2 separate regions of the Homo sapiens genome follow, and region 2 is linked to region 1. A link is a contact called in ENCODE Hi-C or POLR2A ChIA-PET data. All regions are on one chromosome and are shown on one strand. Each heading gives the region's core, a stretch centred on a gene start or an enhancer-like site at or near the end of the contact. The rest is flanking DNA. Distances are from core to core; before and after follow the strand shown. Region 1 has its middle 56 kb from the start of SERPINB7. Region 2 holds the start of SERPINB10 (serpin family B member 10).

What was found. A loop is a pair of places that touch in the nucleus more often than their neighbours do. ChIA-PET counts read pairs that join two places held with the same protein, here RNA polymerase II (POLR2A). Pooled maps may share reads with other maps.
Region 2: a map with no recorded cell type shows a loop between it and region 1 (5-fold over the local background). The contact joins the promoter of SERPINB10 here to the enhancer-like site in region 1. A Hi-C loop is called at or near these places in 1 of 168 maps with a recorded cell type or tissue (posterior vena cava), 2 of 37 single-sample maps with no recorded cell type and 2 of 50 pooled maps. POLR2A ChIA-PET finds 5 or more read pairs at or near these places in 1 of 52 experiments (AG04450).

Annotation. Positions count from the first base shown.
Region 1 is chr18:63,829,746-63,832,686 of GRCh38, reverse strand. No RefSeq gene overlaps it. Among named protein-coding and RNA genes, the nearest start is that of SERPINB7, 56 kb to the right of the region's middle. Within about 2 kb of position 1,431, at least 3 of the 41 ENCODE cell types and tissues checked have a DNase peak (open chromatin) inside an H3K27ac peak, as active enhancers do.
Region 2 is chr18:63,906,663-63,909,682 of GRCh38, reverse strand. SERPINB10 (serpin family B member 10) reads right to left here and starts at 1,725. Exons shown (of 8, transcript NM_005024.3): 1 at 1,643-1,725.

The sequences.
Region 1 (2,941 bases), core at 182-2,681:
ACCACCTGCAACTCATACTCATTTCAGAAACCAGGGATGACTGTTTTCATTTAGAGTGGTGAATCAATGTTAGGCATTCTAACAGGAAAAAATTAGTTGGTCATAAAGATCTATACTCATCTCCCTGCCCTAATCTTCCCCCTTTAGGATCATTGTATCAAACTGTACTCACACTTGAGGATTTACCTACTTTTCAGAGATCTTAACATTGCTCTAAAGTGTTCCATTTTCATGACTCAACCCAAGGATATTTAAGTACACCCAGAGTGTTGAGAATATAATTATGTAGGTAGTATGAGTTTGTGGCAAAATTGTGCTCAGATTCCAATTCTGCCACCAACAAATTTAGTGTTCCTATAATAACCATGGGAAAGAAGCCTTCAATAGTAATAATCTAACATTAATAATCATTAATTACCAATAATAACTCAAATATCACTTTGTAAAAGAGGTTTTCCCTGATCGTCCTGTGTAAAATAGATGCTTTCCAACCCTGTCACTATCCCATGTCCATCTTTTATTTTCATAGCATCTAGCGATGATATTATTTCTACATTTGTTTATTTGCTCATATATAAATGTGTTTATTTACATATAAGAGCTGAGATTTTGATTTTTCAGCCATGGTCTTAGTGACTCTGGGCAGATGTTTTAACACCAAGTCTAGAGTGGGCTGAGAAGCCAGAAACAGGCCTCTAAGATGTCACAGACACTAACTTGCTATGAAAACTTGAGCAAATCATAGAGTTGCCAGGTCTGCAGGTTTCTTTCTCTGCCAAATGAGCTAGCAGTGCCGGCCCAGCCTGCCTCGCAGGATCAGCGAGGATCTTGCCACCAAAGATGGAGACAGGGTGGAGGGGAGAATGAGATGTTCCCAGCAGGAGAGAAACAGGTGTGAGCAATGCAGAACCCAGGAGAAGCACAAAAAGCGGAATAAATGAAAGGAAGGCAGGGATTTAAAGAAAGCTGCTGAGGAATGGTGAGGTTGGTCTAGATCACCACTTCCCAATGCAAGAACACACAATGTGGCACAGCTGGGGCTACATGAGACTCAGGAAAGTGTCAGAGAAGCAAGAAAGGAGCAAAGATGAGCATTGCATCTGCATGTTGCAGCCTTGAGTGTTGATGGAAATAGATTCAGTTGGTTGGCAACAGGTCCGAAGGAGATGCCAATACGTAACATGTCAAAAATGCATGTAGAACAACAACAAAAACCTGTGAGGACCAAAAGAGAAAAGCACATGACTATGTTTTGAACACCTAAACTTTAAAAAGTACAAGCAACAAATTCTAATATGTGGGCATTTACTTTATTTGGGGGTTCTGCTTATTTTTGTAAATGGACAGGACACCACAGGAAGTAGGAGTGTATGCGGTTACTTTAACCTCAAGCTTTCTGCATGTGTCATTCTCAAGCACAGAGCCTTTCTCTTGTAACTACAGCTGCGGAGGCTCAGTGGTTTATCTGTTCCAAGTGGATGTCTTTGCTGGGTAGGACAATGACCACACTCAGGTGATCCTCCACGTTGGGCATCTCAAGCACTTGTAAAGGAGGGTCCTTAATGGAGCCTCCTTTTAAAGCTAAATGGAGCATGTATCATCTCCACAGGTCTGCTCTGAGACTACAAAAGTAAAAACAGTGAAATAATAAAGCCAATCTCTTTCTTTTGCTATTTAGGACATAGAAAATTTATGTTTATTTTCATCCTCCAAAATTGCCTACAGTTGGTGGCAAAAGAAAACCATCCATCCGTCTTTAGAAATACCTACGATTGAACGTTATTTTGATGACATAAAGAGGGGAGGAACCTAAACAAAGCTGCTACTAAAGTCCAAAGTATTCAAGTTCCCCAATATATTAATTTCATTCAGGTGTACTTTTTTGACTTCCAGATGCAGTTAATTCACTTCAAAGGGCTGGGAAATACCCACACCATAAGATCTTACCAGGATAACCATTTTTAAAGGACAAATAGGTCCTTTCAAGAGCATAATTTAGAAGTCTCTCCAGCTCGAGTAAAATCTGACTAATCTTAACTAGTCAGCAGCATTGAGCTGATTCTGATAATTTCTGGAGTTACAAAATAGCTAAGAATGTGACAAAGCACTAGGTGAGCTCTCATAATTGGACTACTTTAAGGAAATTTTGTTATGACCATAATGATACTTTATGTTTTTATCTTTGAAATGCTAGTTAACAGGTATATACACCTGCATTGTGTATATAAGCCAAATGGATGAGATTTTTCTGTGAAATAAAATATTCTGTTTTGTTAGCTGCTTTCTCTAGCAAATCTATTTGCTGTGGGGTATGCTTACCCCTTTGAGCATCTCTTTATGAATCCTGCTAAAATAGCCCATTTTCTACATACTGTGATTCCCCAACCGGGCTGATCCTTGGAAGGACCTAAGGGGCTCTTTGAAAATATGTATACTCAAGTTCATCATGCAAATCAGAGTCCCCAGGAAGGTGGCCCTAGAATCTGTATTTTCAAAAATCACAGCCATAACATCTATATAATTTATTGTTCATTTTATAACCTCAAAATGTGAATGTGATGGTAATATTCTTTGTAAGGGCATTACTACATACTTCCAGATATGACTAATGTGTTTGGCTAGAGGTTTATGTTTCTCCTTAATTTACTACTTATTTTATATGAAAAGTATTTATTCAGAAATAGAAAGTCTATTCTTACAGTTGACAAGAACAAATTTTAAATTTACTTGTAATTTCAAGCATTCCTTGGTGGGCTGGAATAAATGCATTTGATAGCACAGTGGCTTAGTTATTATATACAGATCAATTCTTTCTTGTTAAATAACATGTCTTATTTTGGTTGTGGCCTGATATTTGGGACATTTTTGACACTTAGAAAAGTTGGGAAGGCTGAGGGTGCTAAGTAGAAGGGCAGTAAGCCTAGAACCTTCCACCTTGACT
Region 2 (3,020 bases), core at 476-2,975, 77 kb before region 1:
GAAAGTACCATTTCAGAGGCTGGGGTTTTTCTACCTCAGTGTATGGTTATTCCAGTGTTTATTTACTTGTAACATGTTCCTGAAAACAATAATTCTCTATTATAAAAGCTAATTTCTCATGTAAGCTTAATATTTAGTTGTACTCATCTTCATTAATTCCCTTATTAATATCATTATTTGTATATCAGATGTTACCCAGAACATACAAGAGAAACAATTCTTTATTTTCTTTTTTTAAAGAAATCTAATGAAGTACTAAGCCATCCATTAGTGATATTTAACCCAACAATGAAAAATACTTTCTGAAGGGTGTAGAATTGTGAGGTGAAATTTTACAGGAAATAATTATTCCATACAAATGTTGGACAATTATATTTTCAGAGAAGACTGCAAATGTGTAGGTCAGAAGTCTACCAGGTTATTTTCAAAATTAATTGCTCTTTTGCAGTTTTCAAGAGCTATAAACTGATCATCTATGAGCTTAACCTGTAGACAGGCTCAGAGGAGAAGCCAAAGAGAATTAAGAAAGCAAGAAAAGGATAGTGTCATTCATCAAAATGTCTCATCATAGACATTTCATCATCGCATGCCCCTAGCACATCAGTGTTGGAAAGACCCTTAGAATCTCCCTAACCCAGCTCCCCCATTTTGTCTGCTAAGAAACTGAAGCTGAGAGAGGTTGATTGAGCAAAGGATGCACAGCAGAGTCAAAACTGCAACTGTGTTATCTTGACTGTGAATACAGTTGCTCTTGCCATTGTATCTCATTGTGTTTAAGATTTTAGTGGCTAAAGAGAGAGATTACATGATGGAGAACCATCAGGAGGAGAAAGAAGATCTGGAGAGTGGGGAGGATTCTTGTCCCGTTTTCCATGAGACACTCCCAAGGGCCTCTTGCCTTTCTGATGATACTGATAATATTACCTCCTCATGGAGTTGTGCATATCAGAGAATGACAGCTTCCCCAATCCCCAGCACCTCTCTATTCACCTAAGGCCTTTTTTAGAAACAGGTAATAGTTTGGGGTGGTTTATGAAGAGCACCTAGTATGATGTGGGGGATTAGGAACATTTATTATTCCACAGAAGAGAAGAAAGCTAATGGCCCATGAAATGGTGGCCAGGAGAGGAGAGTGGGGTTTTGGGTTTGTGGGGGTAACAGTTAAAGAGTCAAACCATGAATTCCATATATTAATGAATAGGATCCAAATTCAGGGTGCCAAGCTCACATTTCCTAAAGAGTTGAAGGGTTTTGGCTCAACCGTCCTGAGAGAATATTTTATTTATCTCTGCCTATGTTGACAGATACATAAATGTGACTGGAGGAAACTCCACTGATGATTTCACAATTCCCAGTAAAACAAGGAGCAAATTCCACTCCACAATTCCTAGAAAAACAATTTCTCTAACTTTTTTTGGGAATGAATGTTCTTTCTCCCATATCCCTTTTTCTAGTACAAACTTCAAACCAGCTCAGGTTACTCTCTGACTTATACAGACAAATTCTTAAGGGATTGGGCCTTATCTATTATTTCTGGACTTTTTTGGGGGAAGGGGTCTTCATTATTTGTTACCTAGCTGGGCACTTCAACCAAGAAGAAAAACATAAATAAAATCATTAACCAAAGAAATATTTACAATACCTTGTTTTCTCCCACTGGAGCAGAATTGGCAATTTGCTCCTGTAGTAAGAGATTGTGGCTGAAGAGTTGAGAAACTTTCAACTGAAGAAATTAAAAAAAAAAAAAAAATTTTAGCACCTCCCTGTTCTTAGCTCCACCCTTTGATTCAGTTTCACAAGCATGTATACTCTTTCTTTCAGGCTTATTTTTGTCAGAAGTCTCAATAAAAAGACAGAAAGAGACAGTTAAGGGTTTGCCTGAGTTGTTTAGTTACTCACATTTTCCATCTCTGTACACATGAGAGACCTGGATTCTGACAAATTGTAACTCATCCTTTTTTTGCTTAATCCTTTCTCTAGTCTGCCAACAGAGAATATTTGGCATGGTTTTCCCAGGTAGTATTTTTTTTATAAAACACAAATAGAAAGCTTCAAATTAGTGGAATAATAATGATCAATGAAACTGAAAATATTACTGAATTATTAATTTGTGTTGTGTCTGTTTTGTTTTTTCTAGAAATAGGGTCTCACTCTGTCACCCAGACTGAAGGGCAGTGGTGCAATAATATTTCCCAGCAGCTTCTAGCTCCTGGGCTCAAGTGATCCTCCCACCTCTGGCCTCTCAAAGTGCTGGGATTTCAGGCACAACCCATCATGCCTGGCCTTTATTGTAAGCCTGTTAAAAATGGCTCTCAGATACTATGTGAAAGGCACCCCGGAAGATTTTCTGTTCTCATTTAGAGCATTGGTGTAGAACCCAGAGCATCACTTGAATGACTGGGATGTCTGTTTTCCCCACTAGCAGGGACAAGGGTTTTGGATCAAAATTTTAGACACCATTATTGGGTCGGATGTTAGTTCATCATTTTCTGGTTCTCTTTTATTTTTCCCAAGGAATGCTTTTTCACTCCTTATTTATTACAAAAGAAAAATAACAGGCCATTTGTTTCATTTGCATGTGTATGGAGGAAGGCGGGGAGGGTCATGGGGAGAGGGATTGGAACAGGAAGACATCTCCAGGAGGGATTAAGACAAAGAAGGAGCCTCTCTATTTATAAACTATTTTATATATTTTTCTCACGTAGTTCCTGTTTTTCTCTTCACAGAGGCATACTTATTTTCTGGCAAGATGGCTCAGACTTTAATATTTGAATGTTGATATGGAACCCAGAGCAAAGTGGTACTCTGGATTTCACTAGGGAATGAGATGTGTGCTAGAAAGTTCCATGATGCCTGCCCAACTTTGCACTGAGCAGATATGATTATCCAAGGATGCCTCCAGGACTGCTATTAGAAAAAGCATCATATGGAGCCTCCAGATAGAAGGACTGCTCGCCTTGACTGACAGCAGTCCACCACAGTGACTTGGGCTGCAACACCACCCAGCATGAAAACTTGCT